2 separate regions of the Homo sapiens genome follow, and region 1 is linked to region 2. A link is an interaction called in ENCODE POLR2A ChIA-PET data of the cell type or tissue named here. Cell type or tissue: IMR-90. All regions are shown on one strand. Each heading gives the region's core, and the rest is flanking DNA. Links, peaks and the distances in the headings are about the cores only. Region 1 overlaps RIBC2 (RIB43A domain with coiled-coils 2). Region 2 has its middle 34 kb from the start of FBLN1.

Evidence for each region. ChIA-PET counts read pairs that join two places held together with the same protein. Peaks named below come from ENCODE experiments on the same cell type or tissue, not always from the same donor. Only the 100,000 strongest peaks of a DNase experiment are listed, where the experiment ranks them.
Region 1: POLR2A ChIA-PET joins it to region 2 with 19 read pairs; 2 of 35 experiments call an interaction of 5 or more read pairs at or near these places.

The regions. Positions count from the first base shown.
Region 1 is chr22:45,413,895-45,425,243 of GRCh38, forward strand. RIBC2 (RIB43A domain with coiled-coils 2) reads left to right here. Exons shown (of 7, transcript NM_015653.5): 1 at 1-121; 2 at 428-509; 3 at 3,708-4,052; 4 at 8,396-8,514. Among named protein-coding and RNA genes, the nearest start is that of RIBC2, 5.9 kb to the left of the region's middle. RefSeq lists an enhancer at 1-621. In IMR-90, for the core only: no CTCF peak of the experiment used is centred there; no DNase peak of the experiment used is centred there; H3K4me3 peaks cover 182 bases.
Region 2 is chr22:45,461,158-45,477,233 of GRCh38, forward strand. No RefSeq gene overlaps it. Among named protein-coding and RNA genes, the nearest start is that of FBLN1, 34 kb to the right of the region's middle. RefSeq lists an enhancer at 15,117-15,616. In IMR-90, for the core only: no CTCF peak of the experiment used is centred there; a DNase peak (open chromatin) is centred at 7,904; H3K27ac peaks cover 1,312 bases.

The DNA of each region.
Region 1 (11,349 bases), core at 1-8,000, 52 kb before region 2:
CCAGACCATGGCGGTGGCGCTGCCCAGGGACTTGCGGCAGGACGCCAACCTGGCAAAGAGGAGGCACGCGGAGCTGTGCAGGCAGAAGCGGGTCTTCAACGCCAGAAACAGGATAATTGGGGTGAAAGGGCAGGGGCCGGGACGGGGTTAGAGCGGCAGATGCGGGCGAGGGGCTGCGTGGAGGGGGAAAGGAGATGAGTTCTAGGATGAAACATCTGAGCCAGGAGGCAGCAAACGGCCTCCTGCAGGGCCAATAATGCTCCCTCTCGAGCTCGCCTGGAGTCACCAACGGTTCTCCTCCCCTGAGCCAGATTTTCTACAACTCGTTTACAGTGGGGCAGAGATTAAAAATAATAATAAGTAGGATTGTTATTACTGAATAAAATGATCTGGCTCTAACCCTTCTCCTCTGTTTTTCCATTTATAGGGAGACACTGAAGCCTGGGATGTTCAAGTTCATGACCAGAAGATAAAAGAAGCTACTGAAAAAGCTAGACATGAAACCTTTGGTGAGCATTTCCTGAATGCTTATCTATTGGTTTAGGATTGTGTGGCTTTAGACTCCAGTCTTCCCCACCGTCCCCCTGCCCCGCCTTTTTTTTTTTATTTTTTATTTTTTTTATTTAATAGAGATAGGGTCTCACTATGTTGCCCAGGCTGGTCTGGAACTCCTGCGTGCAAGTGATCCTCCCACGTCAGTCTCCCAAAGTGCTGGAACTACAGGCATGAGCCACGGTACCCAGCCCTCCTTTCTTCACATATATAAAAAGTTGTCATTTTCACACTCTTCTTCCTTTTAAATTTCACAATTTCTTGTGCCCAGTTAACTTAATGCACTGATTCTTCTCTTAAAAACAGCTATTGAATTCGAATGTGGATTATAAGAAATAGATTTTAAGGGTATATGTATGTTTTCCTTCATTTTCTTAAAAAACTGGATAGGAAAAGCCTTAAACACAGAAAGACACACACACACACTCACTTGCTCTGCTCAAAAGTTTAAGACCGTCTATGAAGGACAGCTGTTTATACCAGACAACACATATGTCCGGGCTCACACCCTCAAGCTGACTCAGAGACAGACATGATTCAAATCATAGTATTCAAGTACCTTGAATACTGTTATTCAAGGTATTATTATTCCACTTCAAATACAACTTATTTTCCCCTATCGTGTCCAACAATTTCAACAATTGTTGAAATTTCACACTTTGAGAGGCTAAAACTAGAGGATCACTTGAGACCAGGAGCTCCAGACTTGCCTGGGCAACAAAGCGAGACCCCATCTCTACAAAAAATAAATTGAAAAAAAAAAAAAAAAGAAATTTCAGTGTTTTTAAACACCATAAAGATTTTTATAATAGAAAAAAAAGCAGGATACAAAATTGTACATACAATGGGCTGTTATGTTTTTAAAATATTTTAAAATATGCTCAGAAGAAGAAGAGAGGAAATATGCCAAAATGTTAGCAGGGTAATGTTGGAGGGATAGAATTATGAGTAAACTTTATTTTCTCCTTTATACTGTTCTGTATGTTCTAAACATTTTATCTTTTTTATTAATATTTTTAGTTATGAGGTAATTCAATCTTACAAAAACAATGTGACAGGTACATATGTACCCACCATCAGACTAGATGTTAACATTTTGCCAGATTGGCTTCAGATATCTTCAGTGTTTTTTGAGAATTGTGTTTTTTATATATGTGTATATATATATATATATATATAACAACACTGCCCTGCCCCCTACCTCTTAATTTTCCCCTCCTTTCTCCTCAGAAGTGTTTATCATTCCCATGCTTTTTTTTCTATTTTCTTTTGAGATGGAGTCTTGCTCTGTCTTCCAGGCTGGAGAGCTGTGGCGCGATCTCAGCTCACCGCAACCTCCGCCTCCTGGGTTCAAGCAATTCTCCTGTCTCAGCTTCCCGAGTAGCTGGGATTACAGGTGCACACCACCATGCTGGGCTGATTTTTGTATTTTTAGTAGAGACGAGGTTTCACCATGTTGGCCAGGCTGGTCTCGAACTCCTGACCTCAGGTGATCTTCCCGCCTCTGCCTCCCAAAGTGTTGGGATTACAGGCATGAGCCACCAGGCCCAGCCCCCACGCACTATTTATGCTTGTACTATTTATGTATGTATTCATAACAATATAAAATTGTTTTTATGTGTTTTTAAAATTTATGTAAATGGTATCCTATTGAATAGATCCATTTGCAGTATGCTTTTCTTTCATCCAGGCTTGTATTTTTGAAATTAATCAGTGATTTACATATAGAGAGTATTCATTTTAATTGTTTTATGGCATTTTGTTATATGAATTAACTACAGTTTCTTCATCCATTCCCATACTGATGGCTGGTTTAGATTTTTTTTTTTCAGTTGTTTTGTCATTGTGGACACTGCTGCAATGACTGTCCAAGAATTGTGTCCCTAGCACATGTGAAAGGGATAACTAGAAGTGGAATTGATGGATCAAAGGTAGTTTTATGGGATATTGAAAAATTGTTTCGTTGTAAGTGTACCAAGTTACACTCCTACAAGCAGCAAATGAGAGGTTTTTGTTTTGTTTTGTTTTGTTTTTGAGATGGAGTCTTGCTCTGTCACCAGGCTGGAGTTCAGTGGAGCGATCTCGGCTCACTGCAACCTCTGCCTCCCGGGTTCAAGCGATTCTCCTGCCTCAGCCTCCCAAGTAGCTGTGACTATAGGCACGTGCCACCAAGCCCAGCTAATTTTTGTATTTTTAGTAGAGACGGGGTTTCACCATCTTGGCCAGGATAAGCTCTATCTCTTGACCTTGTGATCCGCCCACCTCGGCCTCCCAAAGTGCTGGGATTACAGGCGTGAGCCACCATGCCTGGCCGCAAATGAGAGATCTTGTTTCCCCACATCCTTACTAATGTGTGCCATTATTAGCATTTTAAATATTTTGCCTTCGATTCATTGGATGTTTCCCACCTTGTATGGGTGATCATCCTTTCATAATTGTATTGATTACTCAGGTTTTTTTTTTTTTTTTTTTTGAGACAGAGTCTCATTCTGTAACCCAGCCTGGAATGCAGCGGCGTGATCTTGGCTCGTAGCAACCTCTGCCTCCTGGGTTCAAGCGATTCTTTTGCCTCAGCCTCCCGAGTAGCTGGGACTACAGGCTCCTGCCACCACGCCCGGCTAATTTTGAATTTTTAGTAGAGACAGGGTTTCACCATGTTGGTCAGGCTGGTCTTATACTCCTGATCTCAGGTGATCCGCCCACCTCGGGCTCCCAAAGTGTTGGGATTACAGGTGTGAGCCACCACACCCAGCCTCAGGTTTCTTTATAGTGATCTGCCTGGCCGTTCCTACACTTTGCCCATTTATTGGGTTGGGGTTTTGGGGTTTTTTTAATTGATTTGTAGGTACTCTTTGTATATTCAGGATACTAATCCTTTAATGGCTGTGTTACTTTTTTGGAGGGTTGTATTACTTTTGCAATCACTGAAAAAATTAGTTTTTAAAGTAGATTCATGGGCTGGGTTCAGTGGCTCACTTCTATAATCCCAGTGACTCAGGAGGCTGAGGCAGAAAGATGGTTGGAGGCCAGGAGACCAGCCCAGGCAACATAATGAGGCCCTATCTCTAAAAAAGTAAATAATAAAAAATAAAATGGATTCAAATTTATTTTTTCCTCTGAATCCTAAGCTTATGGATATGCTGTATCTCTTCCAGCTGCTGAAATGAGGCAAAATGACAAAATCATGTGCATATTGGAAAACCGGAAAAAGAGGGATAGGAAAAATCTCTGTAGGGCTATCAATGACTTCCAACAGAGCTTTCAGAAGCCAGAAACTCGCCGTGAATTTGATCTGTCCGACCCCCTAGCCCTTAAGAAAGATCTTCCAGCCCGGCAGTCAGATAATGATGTTCGGAATACGATATCAGGAATGCAGAAATTCATGGGAGAGGATTTAAACTTCCATGAGAGGAAGAAATTCCAAGAGGAACAAAACAGAGAATGGTCTTTGCAGCAGCAAAGGGAATGGAAGAACGCCCGTGCTGAACAAAAATGCGCAGGTAATGAAACAGAAGAGACGAGCTGGTCTCAACGCTCTCTTCAACAAACCAACCCTACAGTTTTTTTTTTTTTTTAAGCAACCCTACAGTTTTTTTTTTTTTTTAAGCAACCCTACAGTTTTTGTGGGATTTGTTTAAAGTCCTACCAATGTGCACAGACAGCCACATGCTACTTTGGCCCTGTGGGGAAAGAAAAGTCAGAGCCTGCCCTCCAGGAGGGAAACACCTGCAATGACACCTCAGTCATGTGGAAAACACTTTCCGTGTCGGGGTCCCAGTTGGATGCCGGCGTGCAGAGGTAACTCAGAATCGGTCCCTGCCCTCCCAGTCTGCGGGGAAGGTGAATGGGAAAGATGCAGGTCTTCCTGAGTCTCTTGGGTGCTGTGGTAGAAATTCCTACAGGGGACTTTGGGGGTGTAGTTGCAGGCATGGTGGTCACATGCCCTCACCAGGACTCCCCAAGCCCAGGGAACCTCTTGGGCAAAGGCTCCAAGGCATGAAACAGCCTCTCATTGAGGGAACTGCAGAAAGCCCCATGTGTCCTCACTGAGGTCAGCAGCATTCTGCTCTCCCAGCTCCTCTTCATGCCTGCACTCGAGCAGCACTGACCCGCCCAGCCACTTCTGTGCCGGAAAGACCGGGTAACGAAGACGACAACATCCCTGCTCTCTTGGGGTGTGTCAGCGGGTGATGGAATAGTGAGGAGCTATGAGGAAGACAAAACAGGGACCAGGCACAGAGAGGAATGCACTCCGCCTTCTTGAGCGCCTCCTCTCTGCTTGTTAGTTTGCAGTCTCCTTGCTCGGCCCATCCTCCTCCAAGCCTCTTCTCTCCCCAGTCTACTCTCCATGAGTGATGTCTCCCCAGATCATCTTCTCCCATTCTTCTCCCACTCCTACCAGATTTATGCCCTCCCTGCTCCACTGGAACTGCCCTGGCCAACCTCACCAGTGACCTCCATGTCGCCCAATCCAAGGTCGGTTTTTGACCTTCATCTGGACCTAACAGTCGATCACCTCCTGCTCCTGGAAATGCGCATGCAATTCAGCTTTCAGAACACCACTCTCACATTAGCTCCCTTCCCATCCAGGTCCTTTGTTGGTTTCTCATCTGCTCAACCTCTGGATGTTGTTCACACCAGTGCTCTCCTCTACCAGCTAAACTCACCCGAGTGATCTTGTCCGGTCTCATGGCTTTAAATGCCACCTATAGGCCATCATTTCCCAGGTTTATACCTCCAGCCTGGACTCTTCCCTGAATCCAGACTCATAAATTCATCTAACTTCTCTTGGATGTCTAATGCACTTGTCAAGATCAGCACGAGTCCAATAACTCTGTTCTTCCCTGCAGACCTGACCTTCTACCCACATCCGTGACAGCTCCTTTCTTCTAGCTGCCCAGGCCCCAGCCCAGGTAATCTTGACTCCTTCCTTTCTCTCCATTTTTCAGCTACTTTCCACACCCTCCAACATTCCCATTCTGAACTAAGGCTATCAGCATCTCTCGGCTGGGCGCAGTGGCTCATGCCTGTAATCTCGGCATTTTGGGAGGCTGAGGAGGAAAGATCACTTGAAGCCAAGAGATCAAGGCCAGCCCGGGCAACAAAGTGAGACCTCATCTCTACAAAAAATTAAAAAGTTAGCTGGGCATGGTGTCGTGCCCATGTAGTCCCAGCTACTCAGGAGGCTGAGGCAGGAGGATCACTGAGCCTGGAAGGTCAAGGCTACAGTGAGCCGTGATTGTGCCACCGCCCTCCAGCCTGGCCAGCAGAGTGAAACCCTGTCTCAAAAAAAAAAAAGACCGGGCACAGTGGCTCATGCCTGTAATCCCAGCACTTTGGGAGGCTGAGGCGGGCAGATCACGAGGTCAGGAGATCAAGACCATCCTGGCTAACACGGTGAAACCCCATCTCTACTAAAAATACAAAAAATTAGCCGGGAGTGGTGGCGGGTGCCTGTAGTCCCAGCTACTCGGGAGGCTGAGGCAGGAAAATGGCGTGAACCCGGGAGGCGGAGCTTGCAGTGAGCTGAGATTGTGCCACTGCACTCCACCCTGGGTGAGAGTGAGACTCCATCTGAAACAAACAAACAAAAAGCATCTCTCAGCTGCTCTTTGGGTCTCTCCCCTTATCCTACAGAGTAAACATTTCACTCAGAGTAAACGATTTTTTTCAGAGACCTACAACGCCTTCACAGTCTGGCCTTATCTCCTGCTATGCTGCCCTCTCACTCCATTCTTTCCACACTATCTTGCTGTTTTCAGACGTGAGTATATCAGGCTCACTTCTGCCTCAGGGCCTTTGCATGTGCTGTTCCCTCTGCTTAGAAATGTCTTTCCCCAGATATCTGTAGGGATCACCACTCTCCTCCAGGGCTGTGCTAAAGTGCTATCTTATCAGTGAGGCTTCCCCTGACCCCCCTATTTTAAACCCTGTACCCTCCTCCCACCCCACATTCCGTATCCTGTTGCTTAATTTTTCTCCATAGCCTTGATCACTGACGTGTTGTATGGTTCATCCATCTCCCAAGTGGTCTAAATTTCCACCTCTGGCCAAAAGGCTTTGTTTCAGCTGTGGACTTGGTTCTTCAGCAGTCTCCTTGACATCTCACAGGACCCTTCACAACATGTCGGAAAGCAGCCCTGGATCCTCTTCTGCATCTGCTCCTTTTTCCATCTTTCTCCTCCAACTAACTGGTACCTCCTGCCCTTAAACCAGAAGTCTAGGGAATCATCCATGACCCACCCCTGACTCCAGGCCATCTCTGACTCTTGTCCCTTCTACCTCCTGCATATATTTTGAACTGTCCGCTTGTCCCCATCCCTGCTGTCACCCTTGTGATGCAAGCCACCATCTCAGCTGAACAGACCTCTGCCAAGATCTTTCTGATGGCCTCCACTTCCTTTCTTGCCCCTCTCTGGTCCATTCCCAAAACAGCAGTCAGTGATACTTTTAAACAATGTGGAGTTTGGCCAGGTGCAGTGGTTCACACCTGTAATCCCAGCACTTTGGGAGGCCGAGGTGGGTGGATCCCCTGAGGTCAGGAGTTTGAGACCAGCCTGGCCAACCTCTGCCTCCCAGGTTCAAGTGATTCAACACTGTTCTTACTTTGGGAGGCCAAAGTGGGCAAATCACGAGGTTAGGAGTTCAAGACCAGCCTGGCCAACATGGTGAAACCCTGTCTCTACTGAAAATACAAAATTAGCTGGGCGTGGTGGTGCGCGCCTGTAATCTCAGCTACCCCGGAGGCTGAGGCAGGAGAATTGCTGGAACCCAGGAGGCAGAGGTTGCAGTGAGCCAAGATGCACCACTGCACTCCAGCCTGGGCAACAGAGCGAGACTCCATGTCAAATAATAATAATACTATTATTATTATTAATACTATTATTAATAATAATAATTAAATAATTAATTATTATTTAAATGCCACCTATAGGCCATCATTTCCCAGGTTTATACCTCCAGCCTGGACTCTTCCCTGAATCCAGACTCATAAATTCATCTAACTTCTCTTGGATGTCTAATGCACTTGGATGTCTAATTAATTATTATTATTAATAATAGTATTATTAATAATAATAATAGTATTATTAATAATATTAATAATAATAATAGTATTATTAATAATAGTATTATTAATAATAATAATAGTATTATTAATAATAATAATGTTATTATTCTGCAAAGGAGGTATGTCCTGCTTCACAGGTAAGGACACAGGCTCAGCAAGGCTAAGTAATAGTTGAGGTTAACAGAGCTCGGAAATGTCTGGGCTGGGATGTGAGCCTCCTCTGACTCCAAATCTTCACATTTTGCTTTTGGACCTTCTACCTTGACCCCTTCACCTCCTACTCTTCCTCTTTCTCTTACTCATTGGCCTGACCAAGTCCTCCTGCCACTCCACAGTATCTGTCATCTGGCCCCACTTCCTCCATAGAGTCCTGTCTGGTTTCTTGCTCTTTCACTTCTGGATTCCCCTGAATCCTTTCCCAAAACCTCTGCACCTGCTCCCAACCCACTTCTTTTGTCCTGCAGGTCTCAAACGTCATTTCTTGGGGCTGTAGAGTATCTCTTGCCCACTGTAAGGATGTAGCTGCCTCAGGATAGAGCAGGACAGCAAGGGGCACACCACCAGCCTGTCCCAGGACCCCAGCATAGTAGTGATCACTAGCACTCATCTGGGAGCTTGACTCTCCCACAGCCTTCAGAGGCAGGTCCTGTCATTATTGTTCCCGTCCTCATGCTCATGGCTAAGGACGTGGTAGGAGGCAAAGGCACGAACGGCCACACGTGGGAAGGTGCTCCTGTGGCCAGGTCGATCTGATTGCTTCTTGCCTCCTTTCAGAGGCCCTCTACACAGAGACAAGGCTGCAGTTTGACGAGACAGCCAAGCACCTCCAGAAGCTGGAAAGCACCACCAGAAAGGCAGTTTGTGCATCTGTGAAAGACTTCAACAAGAGCCAGGTATAGGTACTCCGCGACCTCGGGCTCGACGACTGGAGGGGAGGATGAGCCCACTACGGCTTCCCAAGGCTCTCCGGCTTCCCTGGGATCCCAGTCTCAGCCTGCTCCCTGGTCACATGACCGGCCCTGACAGAGACCCTGATGGGCTGCCTGATGACAGAGATGGATGAGACCCAGTCCTGTGCCTTAGCTCTGAATCTTGGAGGGAAACCTGCCAAACTAGCCATGTAACCTGGGGAAGTCAGCTCACCTTTCTACACCTCGGTTTCTTCTTCTGTAACATGAGGATGGTGACATCCACCTAGACTGTTACCGCCTAGCTCTGCTCCACTGCCTGGTGCTGGTTTCCATTCTTCCCACCTCTCAGACTTCCCCTTTACTGAGAACAGCTACTTGGATGCTCACCGATGGCAGGGATGATGAAGAAGATCATAATGAGCTCGAACACTGGGGCCTCCTGAGACCTCCCACCTCCTCTCTAAACTCTGGCCCCCCTCCTCCCACACACTCCCCTCCCCTCCAACCTGATGCTGAAATTGCTGAAATAGGTTCTTCTTTTTGTTTCTTTGGTTTTTTTGTTTGTTTGTTTTTGAGACAGGGTCTCACTCCATCACCCAGGCTGAAGTGTAGTGGCACGATCATGGCTCACCGCAGCCTCGACCTCCCAGGCTCAGATGATCCCCCCACCTGAGCCATCCAAGTAGCTGGGACTACAGTCACGCGCCACCATGCCCAGCTAATTTTTGTATTTTTTTGTAGACACAGGGTTTTGCCATGTTGCCCAGGCTGGTCTCAAACTCCTGAGCTCAAGCAGTCCTCCCGCCTCAGCCTCCCAAAGTGCTGGGATTACCACATCTGGCCCTCTTTTCGTTTTGGAAATTAGAGCTCGCCCCCCTGCCTCTCCCTCCCCCCACAAGGTTTTCTTTTCGAATGCAATTCTGTTTTCTGGTGGGTGGGGACTTTGCCTGGGTTCATTGATCAGGTTCGCTCGTCAACTAGAACTATGGTCCCCAAAGAAGGCTGTGCAGGATCTGTGGGAGAGCAGATACCAGAGCCCTGCTTTATATTCATTTTTAACCTCATCACTTTTGATTTCCATGTACATGTGTAGTTATAAGCATGTGCTATCATTAAGGTATAGTAGTACCATGCTGTGAACTAAATATATTGGAGATACAAGCTCAAAACTGTCCTGGTGGAGGCAGGCAGTCAAAAATCCCAGAGAGGCTGGACCAGACACCAGAGAATGTGGGTTTTCAACACGGGGGAGAGGAATGAGGAGAGCCAACTGCGGGGGCTGGGGAGGACCAAAAGGCAAAGCAAGACACCTGAAGTCCGAGCTCACCACCCAGTGAGCTGCAAAGGTCTTAGAGATCATCCATCCCTGCCCTTCATTTTACAGAGGGCGACCAAAGAGGGGAGGCTGTTTGCTCCAGTCCCCACTGCAAGTGAATGGCAGGATGTGGGGCCCTTGACAATTAGTCCACTGTTGGCTGGTGATCTGCTCATTCATTTATGGAAGCGATGGTGATGATGATGATGATAATTCACTCATTCATTCATCAATTCAACCAATGTTTATTGAGCCCTTCCTGCTGGGCATTGGAGTGGCTTTTGCTAAACCCTATTGTCTCATTCATCAATTTATTCATTCATATATTCTAGAAGATGTTTAATGGGCATCCACAGCCTGCCTGGTTTTCTCAGACCCCCGGCTCCTCACGTGGATGCCACGAGGCAGCACCATTGCAAACACTCCTGCACTGGGAAAAGCCGCCCTCTGGCTTCTGCAGCTCTGCTACTAACTACAACTAGGCTTTTTAATTAACCTGGGATGTTAATCCAAAGCCCAAGCAGGCCGGTCCAGTTCAACAGGAAGGACACACGTGAGGGCCTCCAGTTCTTGGGTCGGGGCTCATTTCGTCAGAGAGGCATTGTGGCATCAGGGTGTGGCACGCAGGCTCTGGAGCCCGACCACACGGGGTGCAGACCAGGCTCTGCCCTGCAGCCTTGGGCAGGCCACCCACTGCGTCCATTTGATCATCTGCAGAATGAGGAAGCGACAACACCCTCCTGTGTCGGTCAGAATGTGCTAACCCTTGCTGGGATAAGAAGCAGCAGTCTCAGTGGCTTAAACAGAAAGTTGATGTTCCATGCATGCTCCCTGCCCGCCATGGACAGGCTGTGAGGCCTGTTCCTTGGCATCCTCACTTTGGAGCCCAGGTCCTGGGATGGAGCGACCGCCAGCCAGAGGATCCCTGCAGGAGGAGGGAAGGAATGTGGCTAGTCCCCGCAGGCTTCCTCCCAGGAGCAGTACTGCCACCTCTGCTCACATTTCTTTTTTCTTTTTTTTTTTTTTTTTTGAGGTGGAGTCTTGTTCTCTTGCCCAGCCTGGAGTGTGTAGTGGCGCGATCTTGGCTCACTACAAGCTCTGCCTCCCGGGTTCACACCATTCTCCTGCCTCAGCCTCCCAAGTAGCTGGGATTACAGGCCTCTACCACCACGCCCAGCTAATTTTTCTATTTTTAGTAAAGATGGGGTTTCACCATGTTGGCCAGGCTGGTCTTGAACTCCTGACCTTGTGATTTGCCCACTTTGGCCTCCCAAAGTAAGAACAGTGTTGAATCACTTGAACCTGGGAGGCAGAGGTTGCAGTGAGCCGAGATTGTGCCACTGCACTCCAGCCTGGGTGACAGAGCGAGACTCCGTCTCAAAAAAACAAACAAACAAACAAACAAAAAAAAACGGGTGTAGGGGCTTGGAAGGATGAGCTGACTTCCTTAGGGAGTACTCAGTGGCAAGTCCGGTATTGAAGTTGGGCCTGTCTAACTACAA
Region 2 (16,076 bases), core at 4,275-12,274:
CTGTAATCCCAGCTTCTCAGGAGGCTGAAGCACGGGAATCACTTGAACCTGGGAGATGGAGGCTGCAATGAGCCGAGATCGCGCCACTGTACTCCAGCCTGGGCAACAGAGAAGAATTATGCATTCAGAGGAAGTTGCAAAAAATAGCACAGAGACTTCTATTTCTGGAAAGATGGAGAAGATATACTTTTCCCTATTTCTCCCGCTAGGTACAATCCCAAACCCCAGACATTAAATATGAAACAAACATAAGAATATTCTGAGAGAAGGCCGGGTGAAGTGGCTCATGCCTATAATCCCAGCACTTTGGGAGGCCAAGGCGGGTGGATCATTTGAGGTCAGGAGTTTCAGACCAACCTGGCCAACATGGTGAAATCCTGTCTCTACTAAAAATACCAAAAAATTATCCAGGCATGGTAGCGCATGCCTGTAATCTCAGCTCCTCAGGAGGCTGAAGCAAGAGAATCGCTTGAACCCAGAAGGCGGAGGTTGCAGTGAGCTGAGATCATGCCACTGCACTCCAGCATGGGTGACAGAGGGAGACTCCATCTAAAAAGAAAAAAAGAAAAAAGAAAATCCTAAGAAGGCAAATCGACTAGGGACCACAGGACCCAGGGAGCCAGCATGATGGTGGGCTCTCTGGGTCTTCCTTCTGCCTTGTATATATATTATGAAGTTGGAGCTAGGGGAGCTGGCATCTAGAAATGCCAAGAGGCCCAGACAAAAACAAGTCCCACCAAAAGCCTGTTCTCTCTCACCAAAGGACTAGCAGAGGGGCAGTCCAGCAAGACAGAAAACTTAGACAATAACTGCTCTAGCTAAACACCACAGAAAGAAAACATCACCCCACCCACACCCACGAGAGGCTGTAATGAGGTGCCCCACCATCCTCAGTGAGCTGGAACTGGAGAAGGTCAGGTGGAGAGCCAGGTCTTTCATCCCTGCCAGCTAGTGATGAGGCTCCCCCAACTCATGGTGTCAGTGGAGACACACAGAGAGTCTGGGCTTCCACCCCCACCTGGCATTAGCAAGGCATCCCTCCTCATCTGCAATGGGGCGGTACCCTAGGAGGCCTAGCAGAGAGCCAGGACTCTTTATGATGGCCCAGCGGTAACGAGGCCACTCCTTCCCGCCATCCCAAGGCTTCAGATGGGAAGAAGTGATAAGGCATTTTCATTTCACCCACCAGGAAAGTATCAGTGGAGGTTAGCAGGGAGCCTGAACTCCCTCCCTGATCCAGCAGCAATGAGGAGCGCAGCACCCTCAACATTCAGGTGTCAACAAAGGCTAAGTGAGAAACTTGGACTTCTGCCACCATCTGGCAGTAATAAGGCAGTGCCCCTTAGGTTCCCCTGCCTGAACAGTGTCAGAGAAAGTCAGCTGAAACAGAAGGTTTAAGTAATATCCAGAATCTTGTTTGTTTTGTTTTGTTTTGTTTTGAAACAGAGTCTCACTTTGTTGCCCAAGCTGGAGTGCAACAGCGTGATCTCAGCTCATTGCAACCTCCGCCTCCCCGGTTCAAGCGATTCTCCTGCCTCAGCCTCCTGAGGAGCTGGGATTATAGGTATGGGCCACCAAGCCCAGCTAATTTTGTATTTTTAGTAGAGACAGGGTTTCACCATGTTGGCCAGGCTGGTTTCGAACTCCTGATCTCAGGAGATCCACCCACCTCAGCCACCCAAAGTGCTGGGATTACAGGTGTGAGCCACCACACCTGGCCTGGAATCTTGTACGTTATATAAGAATATCCAGGTTATTGCTAACATGGTGAAACCCTGTCTCTACTAAAAATACAAAAAGAAATTAGCTGGGCATGGTGGTGAGCGCCTATAGTCTCAGCTACTCAGGAGGCTGAGGCAGGAGAATGGCGTGAACCCAGGAGGCGGAGCTTGCAGTAAGCCAAGATTGCACCACTGCACTCCAGCCTGGGCAACAGAGCGAGACTCTGTCTCAAAAAAAAAAAAAAAAGAAAAGAAAAGAATATCCAGGATACAACTGAAAATCCCTCATTATACCAAGAACCAAAAAGATCTCAAACTGAATGAAAAAAGGCAATAGATATCAACCCCAAGATGACAAAGATGTAAGATTATTTGACAAATATTTCAAAGCAGCCATGATAAAAGTGTCAGCAAGCAATTTGCTTAAAACAAATTTAAAAAATTGTAAACTGGGCTGGGCGCAGTGGTTCATGCTTATAATCCCAGCACTTTGGGAGGCTGAGGTGAGCAGATCACCTGAGGTCAGGAGTTTGAGACCAGCCTGGCTAACATGGTGAAACCTCGTTTCTACTAAAAATACAAAAATTTAGCCAGGCGTAGTAGTGTGTGCCTATAATCCCAGCTACTCGGGAGGCTGAGACAGGAGAATTGCTTGAACCTGGGAGGTGGAGGTTGTAGTGAGCTGAGATTGTGTCATTGCACTCCAGCTTGGGCAACAAGAGTGAAATTCTGTCTCAAAAAAAAAAAAAAAAATAGAAAACTGGCTGGGCCTGGTGGCTCACACCTATAATCCCAGCACTTTGGGAGGCCAAGGTGAGCGGATCCTTTGAGCCCAGGAGTTCAAGACCAGCCTGGGCAACATGGCAAAAACCTATCTCTATAAAAATACAAAAATTATCCAGGCATGGTGGCATAAGCCTGTGGTCCCAGCTACAGCTGAAGCTGCTGGGACACAGGGCACCAAGTCCCTAGGCTGCACACAGCTCAGGGACCCTGGGCCAGGCCCACGAAACCACTTTTTCCTCCTAGGCCTCTAGGCCTGTTGTGGGAGGGGCTGCTGCAAAGGTCTCTGACATCCCCTGGAGACATTTTCCCCATTGTCTTGGGGATTAACAATTGGCTCCTCGTTACTTATGCAAATGTCTGCAGCCTGCTTGAATTTCTCAGAAAATGGGATTTTCTTTTCTATTGCATTGTCAGGCTGCACATTTTCTGAACTTTTATGCTCTGTTTCACTTTTAAAACCAAATGCTTTTAACAGCACCCAAGTCACATCTTAAATGCTTTGCTGCTTGGAAATTTCTTCTGCCAGATACCCTAAGTCATCTCCCTCAAGTTCAAAGTTTCACAAATCTCTAGGGCAGGGGCAAAATGTTGCCAGTCTCTTTGCTAAAACATAACAAGAGTCACCTTTGCTCCAGTTCCCAACAAGTTCCTCATCTCTATCTGAGACCACCTCAGCCTGGACTTTATTGTCCATATCGCTGTCAGCATTTGGGGCAAAGCTTTTCAACAAGTCCCTAGAAAGTTCCAAACTTTCCCACATTTTCCTGTCTTCTTCTGATCCCTCCAAACTGTTCCAATCTCTGCCTGTTCCCCAGTTCCAAAGCCACTTTCACATTTTCAGGTATCTTTTCAGCAATTGATACTAACTTACTATATTAGTCCATTTTCATGCTGCTGATAAAGACATACCCAAGATGGGGCAATTTATAAAAGAAGGAGGTTTAATTGGACTTACAGTTCCACGTGGCTGCAGAAGCCTCACAATCATGGCAGAAGGCAAGGGGAGCAATTCCCATCTTGCATGGATGGCTGCAGGCAAAGAGAGAATGAGGAAGACGAAAAAGTGGAAACCCCTGATAAAACCATCAGATCTCGTGAGATTTATTCACTACCATGAGAACAGCATGGGGGAAACTGCCCCCATGATTCAATTATCTCTCACCAGGTCCCTCCCACAACACGTGGGAATTATGGGAGTACAATTCCAGATGAGATTTGGGTGGGGAAACAGAGCCAAACCATATCAGATGGAAAAAGTTATATCATGCAAATGTTAATCAAAGGAGAGCAGGTGGCTATATTAATACCAGATAAAGTGGACTTCAGAGCAAAGAAAATTACCAGAGACAGAGAGGACATTATATAATGATAAAAGAGCCAGTCCACAAGAAGACATAGCAATCCTAAATGTGTAAACATCAAAGAAGAGAGCTGCAAAATACGAGAATCAAAAGCTGGGGCCAGGCGCAGTGGCTCACACCTGTAATCCCAGCACTTTGGGAGGCCAAGCTGGGCGGATCACCTGAGGTCAGGAGTTCGAGACCAGCCTGGCCTACATGGTGAAACCCCCGTTTCTACTAAAAATACAAAAAATTAGCCAGGCGTGGCGGCACACGCCTGTAATCCCAGCCACTCGGGAGGCTGAGGCAGGAGAATCGCTTGAACCCGGGAGGCAGAGGTTGCAGTGAACCGAGATCGTGCCATTGCACTCCAGCCTGGCAACAGAGCAAGACTCCGTCTCAAAAAAAAAAAAAAAAAAAAATTTGCCAAGCATGGTGGCGAGTGCCTGTAATCTCAGCTACTCAGAAGACTGAGGCAGGAGAATCACTTGCACCCAGGAGGCAGAGGTTGCAGTGAGCCGAGATCATGCTACTCCACTCCAGCCTGGGTGACAGAGTGAGATTCTCCCTCAAAAAAAAAAAAAAAAAAAAAAAAAAAAAAAAAAAAAAAAAAAAACTGGAAGGACAAATAGATAAATCAAGAATTATACTTGGAGACTTTAATACCCCTCTCTCAATAAATTATAGACTAATCAGGCAGAATATCAACAAAGATATAGAATAAGAAAACTCAACAGAAACATCAACCAACAGTATCTCAACAATATTTATAGAACACTCCACCCAACAAGAGCAGAACATATGTTCTTTTCATATTTTCCTCATTGTCTTGGGGATTAACAATTGGCTCCTCGTTATTTACGCAAATGTCTGCAGCCTGCTTGAATTTCTCCTCAGAAAATGGGATTTTCTTTTCTATTGCATTGTCAGGCTGCACGTTTTCTAAACTTTTATGCTCTGTTTCACTTTTAAAATCAAATGCTTTTAACAGCATCCAAGTTACATCTTAAATGCTTTGCTGCTTAGAAATTTCTGCTAGATACCCTAAGTCATCTCCCTCAAGTACAAAGTTCCACAAATCTCTAGGGCAGGGGCAAAATGCTGCCAGTCTCTTTGCTAAAACATAACAAGAGTCACCTTTGCTCCAGTTCCCAACAAGTTCCTCATCTCTATCTGAGACCACCTCAGCCTGGACTTTATTGTCCATATCGCTGTCAGCATTTGGGGCAAAGCTTTTCAACAAGTCCCTAGAAAGTTCCAAACTTTCCCACATTTTCCTGTCTTCTTCTGATCCCTCCAAACTGTTCCAATCTCTGCCTGTTCCCCAGTTCCAAAGCTGCTTTCACATTTCAGGTATCTTTTCAGCAATTGGTGCTGGGGAACATACACCAAGATAGACCATATCTTGGACCATAAAACAAACTTTAACAAATTTTCAAGAATTGAGAGATCATGAGGGTATGCTCTCTAATCACATAGAATCCAACAAGAAATTAATAGCAAAAAGATAACAGGAAAACCTCCACATACTTAGAAACTCAACAACACACTTCTAGACAATCTATGGGTCAAACAGGAAGTCTCAAGGGAAGTAAGAAAAACACATTAAATTGAATACAAATGAAAATACAACATATTAAAATTTGTGAGACACAGCTAAAGCAATATCATGAGGGAAATTTATAGCAATAAATGCACATATTAGAAAAAAAAGCCTCCAGCCTGGGCAACATAGTGAGACCCCATCTCTATTTTAAATTGTATCTGTATAATTTAAAAAGAAAAAGAGGCCAGGCATGGTGGCTTACGCCTGTAATCCCAGCACTCTGGGAGGCTGAGGTGGGCGGATCACCTGAGGTCAAGAGTTCAAGACCAGCCTGGACAACATGGTGAAACCCTGTCTCTACTAAAAATACAGAACTGACAACTCAGCTGTTTCCTGCATTCCTTGAGCATGTTCACTGTCAGTCTATGTGGACCGCCTTGACCAGGTTCAAGAGTTCCTTTTCATTCCAGTTTATTGAGACTTTTTCTTTTTTGAGTCGGAGTTTTGCTCTTGTTGCCCAGGCTGGTGTGCAATAGTGCAATCTCAGCTCACTGCAACCTCCACCTCCTGGATTCAAGCGATTCTCCAGCCTCAGCCTCCCGAGTAGCTGGGATGACAGCCACCCGCCATTAACCCTGGCTAATTTTTGGGTTTTGTTTTGTTTTGTTTTGTTTTTTGATACTAAGTCTCAATCTTGTCACCCAGGCTGAAGGGCAATGGTACGATCTTGGCTCACTGCAACATCTGCCTCCCGGATTCAAGCAATTCTCCTGCCTCAGCCTCCCGAGTAGCTGGGATTACAGGTGCCTGCCAGCATGCCTGGCTAATTTTTGTATTTTTAGTAGAGATGGGGTTTCACCATGTTAGCCAGGCTGGTCTTGAATTTCTGACCTCAGGCAATCCACTCGCCTTGGTCTCCCAAAGTGATGGGATTACAGGAGTGAGCCAACATGCCAGCCTGTATTTTTAGTAGAAATGGGGTCTCACTGCATTTTCCAGGCTGGTCTTGAACTCCTGACCTCAGGTGATCCACTGGCCTCGGCCTCCCAAAGTGCTGGGATTACAGGCGTGAGCCACCGCACCTGGCCTATGGAGACCTTTTAAGCATCAATGATTGTTGAATTTTGTCAAGTGTTTTTTCTGCTGTATTAGTTCATTTTCCCACTGCCATAAAGAACTTACCTGAGAGTGGGTAAATTGTAAAGGAAAGAGGTTTAATTGACTCACAGTTCAGCCTGGCTGGGGAGGCCTCCGGAAGCTTAACACTATGGAGGAAGGTGACAGGGAAGCAAGTACTTTCTTCACAAGCCATCAGGAGAGAGGAGGATGAAGGACGAGCTTCCAAACACTTAAAAAACCATCAGATCTCGTGAAAACTCCCTCATTATCACGAGAACAGCACGAGGGAAACCGGCCCCATGATCCATTCACCTTCCTCCCTCCACATGTGGGAATTACAGGTCCCTCCCTCAACATGTAGGGATTACGATTGGAGATGAGATTTGAGTGGGAGCATAGAGCCAAACCATATCATCTGCATATATTGAAATGATTACATGATTTATGGCAACGTGGTGACTTACACTGATTGATTTTCAAGTGTTAAACCAACCTTGAATTTCTGTGATCAGTCTGACTTGGTCATGATGGATTGTCCTTTTTGTATATTTCTGGATTTGATTTGATCATATCACATTAAGGATTTCTGTGAGTGAAAGGAAAATAAATCTTGGGACCCCCAAATCACTAAACTAAAGGAAAAAGTCAAGCTGGGAACTGCTTAGGACAAAGCTGCCTCCCATTCCATTCAAAGTCATCCCTCTGAGGCTCACCTGAGACAAATGCCTATCTGATTGCTTCCTCTTCCCTATCGTTTATGTAAAAATGCAGATTCACTGAACGGGACTAAATTGTGTATTCAGTGGAAGACTGGTCAAGGACTCAAAAGAATGCAACCTTTTGTCTCTTGTCTACCTTTAACCTGGAAGCCCCCACTTCGAGTTGTCCCACCTTACAGGACCGAACCAATGTACATCATACGCAGGAAGCTCAGAAAGCTTAAAATAATGGCAGAAGGTGAAGGGGAGCAGGCACGTCACATGGCAAAAGCAGAAAGGTGAGAGAGAAAGAGAGAGAGAAGAAGGGGAGGTGCCACACACTTTTAAATGACCAGATGTTGTATAAACTCGGGGTTAGAACTCACTTATCAGCAAGGGGATAGCCCAAGCCATTCATGAGAAATTGGCCGCCATGATCCAAACACCTCCCACCAGGCCCCACCTCCAACATTGGGGATTACAATTCAACATGAGATACGGGTGGGGACAAATATCCCAACTGTATCAGCAAGGATATTTCTATATTTTGGAAATCTTTCCATTCGAAATTGACAAAACGAACAAAGGCTTGTCACTGGAAGTGGTAAGCTTCAGTATTGCGGGGGGGGTTGGGGAGGGCAATTGCTCACGGGGAACTGGCATTTTCCAGATTCGTTCCAACTCACTTGATCAATGAGTCATTACTGTGTGGTGTTTTTAAAAAGCAGTTGAAATATTCTATTGCTGCAGCAGAGAAGGATCCAGGCAGCCCAGCTCCAGGTTTTGAGTCTCGGTGGTGACTTCAGCGTTTAGAAACAATTGTTTTTGGTTCAGTTCTAAAGCATTATGAATTCTGTTTAACTATGAACAAATTTTTACTTGACCCTCTAAAGTAGATCTCCTATCTTTATGATCTGTTTCATTTTCCATTAAAGTTTTAAAAACATATTTCAAATATCCCCTGGCATCAAAATGAAGTTATAAGACCTCAGAATCACCAACAAACGCTCTCTTTCTAGAATGCGAATGTGTGGGGAAGTTTTATTAAAGTGATTTTCATGTGCAAAAAGAGATTAGGCACGAATAAAGCCTGCCATAAAAAGCACACACGTTCTCTGGGGAATGTCTCAGTTTTGATTTCAGGGTTCAGTCTCGGTGAGATAATGATAGTCTTTAACATATGCATATTTCTTTTCTTTTTTAGTTTGGGCTTGTTTTTTGTTTGTTTGGCCTATGTCCCCATTGTGACTCTAACTTGCCAAAACTTAAACCTGAAAAACTGGCATTAGAAATTAGGCATAACATTACGAAATTACACATACCTCCAAATTTTTTCATGCCTTTTGGATAGTCTCAATTCCAATGTTGTTTTATGCCAATAATGAACATGTGCTGAGATGCAGTGCGGGTTGTTAAAAGTGCTTGCCAAACATACTTCTAAAGCTAACCCCGTTAGGGGAAGAAAAAAAACATCACATTACAGCACATTGGCTCAAAAGCAATGTACCCAAAGGTTGGCCCTCAAATGTTTCTCATTAAGAATCTTCCCTCCCCAAGGGCAGGCCTGGACTTGTTTGTTCCTTAATTTTCAGCCTTTAGCTCAGTGCCCAGCAGTGTGAGGTGGTTAATTGCTGCCAACCAGACAGGTTATTTGAAAATATTTGCCTTTAAGAGGTGTGTTAAATGAACAGTCCCCAGAAGTAAGATCCACGCCTCAGGGCAAAGGATGTTGTACTGCTTTTCACTTCCAAAGTGGACTTTCAAACTGAGATGTCGCTCTGAAATCCAAGAAGCTGCTTGGCCTGGAGGGAAAGGTTTCTGAGAGGGGCAGAAGAGAGTGCTGGCACCGCTGTGTTCCTGGGTAGGGCTGTGCCATGCCATGCTCCACACTCTCCTTTATTTTTATTTTTTTATTTCTTTTTGTTTGAGATGGAGTCTTGCTCTGTCACCCAGGGTGGAGTGCAATGTCACGATCTCGGCTCACTGCAACCTCTGCCTCCTGGGTTCAAGCAATTCTCCTGCCTCAGCCTCCTGAGTAGCTGGAATTACACGCACTCACCCCCACGCCTGGCTAATTTTTGTATTTTTAGTAGAGATGGGTTTTTACCATGTTGGCCAGGCTGGTCTCAAATTCCTGACCTTAAGTGATCTGCCCCCCTCAGCCTCCCAAAGTGCAGGGATTAAAGGCATGAGCTATCACGCCCGGCCCACACTCCTCCTTTAGGATAGTAGGGCCTGCACCCGGGTGGGGTGAGGGCTGGTGCAGACAGGACCCACTGGTGGCTTCTATCTGGAATAAGCTTCTTTTTTTTTTCTTTTTTTAAATTTTTTAATTTTTTTTATTATTATTATACTTCAAGTTTTAGGGTACATGTGCACAATGTGCAGGTTAGTTACATATGTATACATGTGCCATGCTGGTGTGCTGCACCCATTAACTCGTCATTTAGCATTAGGTATATCTCCTAATGCTATCCCTCCCCCCTCCCCCCTCCCCGCTGGAATAAGCTTCTTCATCCCTAAGTCATTCTCACTTGTTCTTCAAAACTCTGGTGAGAAGCTCCCACTCTGCGGAGACTACTTTGAGGCCCAGTCTGGGTTACCTGTCTCCTCTCCTGCGCTCTCCGGGTCCTCCCCGTGTCTGCCTGTCACAAGCTAAGCCCAAGGTATTGCCATCCTGTTTCCCTCCTGGCCTGTCAGCTCCTTTGGGAGGGGACCACGTGTGGCGCATCTTTGTGTCTCTGTGACCAGCAAAGGATGCTCCTACGTTCCCCACTAGCCCCCCCTCTGCCCACCCCAATTCATCAACGTTCTTTTGAAGGTGCTTTGTCCTCGCCCGCCCACCGCCACCCCCAGCTGCTTTTTCCTTGTGCTTGCTTTCCAGCACTTTGACTGTGCTGTCCCTAGAATGTGGTTTTCTGTATGTTTATCCTGCTGGGGCTAAGTAGAGCTGCTTTATTCTGTGGATTGTCATCTTTTATTATTTTCTGGAAATTCTTGGCCATAATCTGTTCCTTTCTCTGCTCCCGTTCCTCTCTCTCTCTCCTTTTATTCTGGGACTATGCTTACTTGAAGGGGTGATACGGTTTGGCTCTGTGTCCCCACCCAAATCTCATGTGGAATTGTAATCCCCACGTGTTGAAGGAGGAGCCTGGTGGGAGGTGATTGGATTATAGGGGTGGATTTCCCCCTTGCTGTTCTCGTGATAGGGAGTGAGTTCTCACAAGATCTGATGGTTTAAAAGTGTGGCACTTGGCCAGGCACGGTGGCTCACACCTGTAATCCCAGCACTTTGGGAGGCAGCGGGTGGATCACCTGAGGTCAGGAGTTCGAGACCACACCCTGGCCAACATGGTGAAACCCAGTCTCTACTAAAAATACAAAAAGTAGCCAGGCGAGGTGGCATGTGCCTATAATCCCAGCTACTTGGGAGGCTGAGGCAGGAGAATTGCTTGAACCTGAGAGGCGGAGGCTGCAGTGAACTGAGATTGTGCCACTGCGCTCCAGCCTGGGTGGCAAAGGGACACTCTGTCTCAAAAAAAAAATGTGTGGCACTCTGCCCATCTCCACAGCTCCTACTCTGCCATGGTAAGACGTGCCAGCTTCCCCTTCTCCTTCCACCATGAGTGTAAGTTTCTTCAGGCCTCCCGGTCATGCTTCCTGTTAAGTCTGCAGAACTGTGAGTCAACTCAACCTCTTTTCTTCATAAAATACCCAGTCTCAGGCAGTACTATTTTATTTTAATTTATTTATTTATTAATTTTTGAGACAGGGTCTCACTCTGTTGTCCAGGCTGGAGTGCAGTGGCGCAATCTCAGCTCACTGCAACCTCCACCTCCTGGGTTCCAGTGATTCTCAGGCCTCAGCCTCCCAAGTAGCTGGAATTACATCATGGAATTAGCCACCATGCCCGGCTAATCTTTGTATTTTTTTGTAGAGACGGGGTTTCACCATGTTGGCCAGGTTGGTCTCAAACTCCTGACTTCAATTGATCCACCCGCCTCAGCCTCCCAAAGTGCTGGGATTACAGGCATAAGCCACCATGCCTGGTCCCCTTAAGTTCTTAATTGTTTAGTTCTAGAATTTTAATTTCATTCTTTTTCTTCAAAGATGCCAATTTCTCATTGAAAAATATAACTTTTATTATTTTATCTGTATTTCTTCTATTTGACACATTAATCATTATTACTTTTATTGACTTTTTGTTTATTTATTTGTAGAGACAATGTCTCACTCTGTCCCCCACGCTTGAGTGCAGTGACAGGATCATGACTCACTGCAGCCTCAAACTCCTGGGCTCAAGGGATTCTCCCACCTCAGCCTCCCTAGTAGCTGGGACCATAGGCACAAACCACCATGTCCAGCTAATTAAAAAAATTTTTTGTGGAGATGGGGTCTTGCCCAGAGTAGTCTCAAACTCCTGCGCTCAAGTGATCCTCCCACCTTGGCCTCCGTAAGTGCTGGGATTAGAGGCGTGAGCCATCGTGTTCAGCCTCATTATTATTTTAAAGTCCTTGTCTACTAACTTTAATATCTGCATCTGACTCTTTTCATGTCTAGTGATTTTAATGAGGTGCTGAACATTGTATATAAGAAGGAAGAAGGCTCTAGGTGATGTCATTCGCTCCAGAGATGGGTCCTCTTCACCTCCTAAAAATATTCATGCTTAAGTGAAAAAAGCTGTATACAAACTAGCCCTATTGGATAACCAGTATGAAGGGGCTTTTCACCTCATTCTAATCAGAAACTGAGCAGTAAAGGGGCGGGGCCATAGTTCTCATCATACTCAACCTATGTCCAGGGTGTCCTTGTTTCCAGACCATGCCTTCATAGTCTCTCTCTCTTTTTTTTTTTTTTTTGAGATAGAATCTCACCTTGTTACCCAGGCTGAAGTGCAATGGCACCATCTTGGCTCACTGCAGCCTCCGCCTCCCAGGTTCAAGCTATTCTCGTGCCTCAGCCTCCTGAGCAACTGGGATTACAGTTGCACACCACCACGCCCAGCTAATTTTTATATTTTTGGTAGAAACGGGGTTTCACCATGTTGGCCAGGCTGGCCTCGAACTCCTCACCTCAGGTGATCGGCTTGTCTCGGCCTCCCAAAGTGCTGGGATTACAGGCTTGAGCCACCATGCCCGGCCCATAGTCTCTTTATTGAGAACCCCCTGGGCCTTTGTCTCCTCAGCCCTAAAAGATGACAAGACAGCAGCTCTGTCCATCAGAGGTTCCAGCCTAGCTCTCCCCGTTCTTCCCAAGTAGCCTTAAAATCTGGCAAGTGTCTGGGGAGGAGACATTGGCAGTGTGTTTGAGACAGGTCTCCTCCCAGGGCTGATCTTTTGTTCCCTAAGCACAATTCTGCCCTTTAGAAAAAGTTTCCTCCCCACTCCCCAGCTTCCGGCACCAGAACCCAGCAAATGTACCTCCAGGGAGAACAGGCCAGATTCCCACAAGTGTCCTTAGCACACTCTCCCATGTGACCACTGAAATATCTGCTGCTTCCCCCACCCTGCAAAGGCTTTCTGCCTTGAGAAGCCCAATCCTCAGCCCTCAGGAAAAATAAAAAACAAAACAAAACAAAAAAAAAACAGCTGGAGACCCACCGCTCACCTCAGGGCCTCCCAGCACTAGAGTCTTATCTAACCTAAGCCGCATTGCCTCCACAGCTCTTTGATGTCTTTCAAAGTATGTTTTTTGCTATTTATTCAGCTTTTTCTAATTGTGGCAGTGGGAACTTTGGCCTGTGATGATCTACTAAGTGTTCCGATTTAAAAAGTAGAAAAAGAATGTCTCTTAATAGCTTATCCACATACTTGCTTTTTTAAAAAAAAATCACGCTTAAGTGAAAGCACTAAAAGCACAATTGCACGGACACTAGGATTGCAGCTGCAGAAAGCCTCCATGCAAGCAAACCAGAGCTAGAGGGAAACGTGGACAAACGAAGCCTGCTGGGCCGGGCGAGGTGGCTCACACCTGTTATCCCAGCTATCTGGGAGGCTGAGGCAGGAGAATCACTTGAACCCTGGAGGCAGAGGTTGCAGTGAGCGGATGCTGCACTGCAGCCTGGGAGACAGCGAGACTCCATCTCCAAAAAAAAAGAAAAAGAAAAAAAATGAAGCTTGGTGGGCTGGGTGGTTGGATTCTGGGCCCCTGTTTTTCTGTGCTTTTGATTTCCTTTAATATAACTTAAATGACTCAAATGAGGTTTATGGAATTTTCCAGCGTATCATATTGAAAATCCAGGCTTGGCTCTGTGGTTCCACATAAGGTCTGCTTGAAGCTTTTGTCCCAGGTTCTTGAATGGACGAATGCCCACCCACTCTACCTGTTGTGAATCACCCCAGGTGATTCCCTGCTCTTTTTCTTTTCTTTTCTTTCTTTCTTTTTTTTTTTTTTTTGAGATGGAGTCTCACTCTATCGCCCAGGCTGGAGTGTAGTGGTGCGATCTCAACTCACTGCAACCTCCGCCTCCCGGGTTCAAGCGATTCTTGTGCCTCAGCCTCCTGAGTAGCTGGGATTACAGGCGTCTGCCACCATGCCCAGCTAATTTTTGTATTTTTAGTAGAGACGGGGTTTTGCCATGCTGACCAGGCTGGTCTCGAACTCCTGAACTCAAGTGATCTACTCGCTTTGGCCTCCCAAAGTGCTGGTACTACAGGCATGAGCCACCACACCGGGCCAATTCCCTGCTCTTTTGAAGAAGCCCCCACCTCATCTTGCCCCTGTCATTAAGAGTCTTACAAAGGTTAAGGTCTGGGAGAATCAACCATATCAATCCATTTAAGTCTCTTGTTGTCTGGTGCTTTTGTGGATTGAGCTCTAAACTTGGAGCTGGGGAGAGAAGAGAACCAGGCTGAGCCTCTCACAGGCTGCGTGAGAGAAAGCCACTGCCCTTTCCAGCCTCAGTCTCTCCATCTCTAAAGTGGGTACAATACACCTGCCTCTCAAGGTTGTTGGAGGACTCAGGGCCATGCTGTGTGTGGTGCCAGCCCCAACCCATGGTGAGAGAGATTGGCAAACCGTCAATGCCAGCATGAGCTTGCAGTGGGGAAGGACCCGTGGGGACCCAGAGGAGGGCAGAGAGGAGAGGAAACACACATCCCACGTGGCCCCACAGACCACCCACCCTGCACCCCACATCTGCACACTGGTGCATATTGCACCATCAAACCCTGAAACCCCAGGGGGAGTTAAAGGCATCTGGTGGTCTGAAACATGAGAGCGCATACAACATGGTCATAAATGAAGTCAGCCTTATAAACTGTGAAATCCAAGACGCGGGCTGACTTTTTCCTGTTTCCCAATAAACACTGCAGATTTTACATTCAGAAGGAAACTAAGACCAGAGATAAAGTTAGAGCCCCGTTCTGTGGTGAGATCACCACCTGGTATCAGGTGTACCTCTCAGACCAAGAAGCTTCTGTCTGTGATCAGGGAGGGGGACTGCAATGCTGAGATAGTTTTTGTCTGTTTGGTTCGATTCCGCTCCCAGGACAGTGCTCGGCGCATGGTCACACTCAACAAAATCCTTGGTGAGCGAGTGCATGAATGAATAAAGAAGCCATTCACTGAGCATGCAGAGAGAGGAGGCTGAAGATGCAACTGAAGAAAACAGACAGAGTAGAGTGTCCCTAGGGCCACACGTGGCAGTTTGGGAGGCTGGACTGAGTCCTGCAGACACTGGGGAGTCAGGGCATGTGGCAGGATCCTTCTGCTGTTGCCCAACAGTCCCGGTGCTGCAGGAGGGAGGGGCGGGCGTGGGGATGGCTGGGCCTTGGGCATCGCCAGAGACATCATAGCCTTCCGGGACAGCCCAGGGGCTTGGCAGAGTGTCTTGTTGTAAAGCTTGTGGGGTCTGCAGGGCCTACTCTGGCTATACCCACCCACAAGGCCATGCAGCCAGAGGGTGCGGGAGACAAACAGGAGCCGAGCCAAGTGGCCAGAAGGAAGGCCAGGAGCAAGCCCCAGCAGAAGCCAAGCCCAGCAGACAAGGTTTGTGACATCGAGAGGAAGCCACTGTGGTGCCCTGGACACAGCGTGGCAGGGGGACAGGGGGGACAGACTCCCTGGTGGTGCTGAGGAGACACGGAACACCCCACACTTCCCTCTGTAGAAAGCAGATTCCCAGGCCTCGGGGTTAAATGGGAACCAACAGGCAGCATGGGGCCAGGCCTTGGTTAGAGCTCCATAAAGACATGCTGGCATGGAATGGGTGGGACTGGCTCACGCCTGTAATCCCAGTGCTTTGGGAGGCTGAGGCAGGAGGATCACTTGAGCCCAGGAGTTTGAGACCAGCCTGGGCTACATAGTGAGACTCCTGTCTCTACAAAAACTAGGAAAATTAGCCAAGCATGATGGTGTGTGCCTGTAGTCCCAGCTACTTGGGAGGCTGAGGTGGGAGGATTGCTGGAGACTGGGAGGTCAAGGCTGCAGTGAGCCTTGATTGCACCAAGATTGCACTCCAGCCTGGGCGACAGAGTGAGATTCTGTCTAAAAGAAGAAGACATACCAGCATGTGGCTGAAACAGTGATGGAGACACCCACTCCGCCTACAGAGGCTAAGGCCTGTCTCCAAACCTTTGCTCTTCTCTCCGCCTCAGATGCCTCTCCCCTCCCATCTCTGCCCACAGAACTCCTCATACTCTTCCCAGCTCAAGTTTCACAATCTCCACGAAGTTTGCCAAGGTCACCTCTTCCTGCCGCATCCTCCTCCTCCTCTATCATAGCCAACGCTTATCTGACATTGCCAAGTGCAGGGCTAGAAGCTTCATATGTGTTATCTAATTTAATGCTCCCAATACCAGTATGAGAATGGTGTCATCATCCTTTTGTACACAGAATCCACTGCAGCTCAGAACAGGTAAGTGGC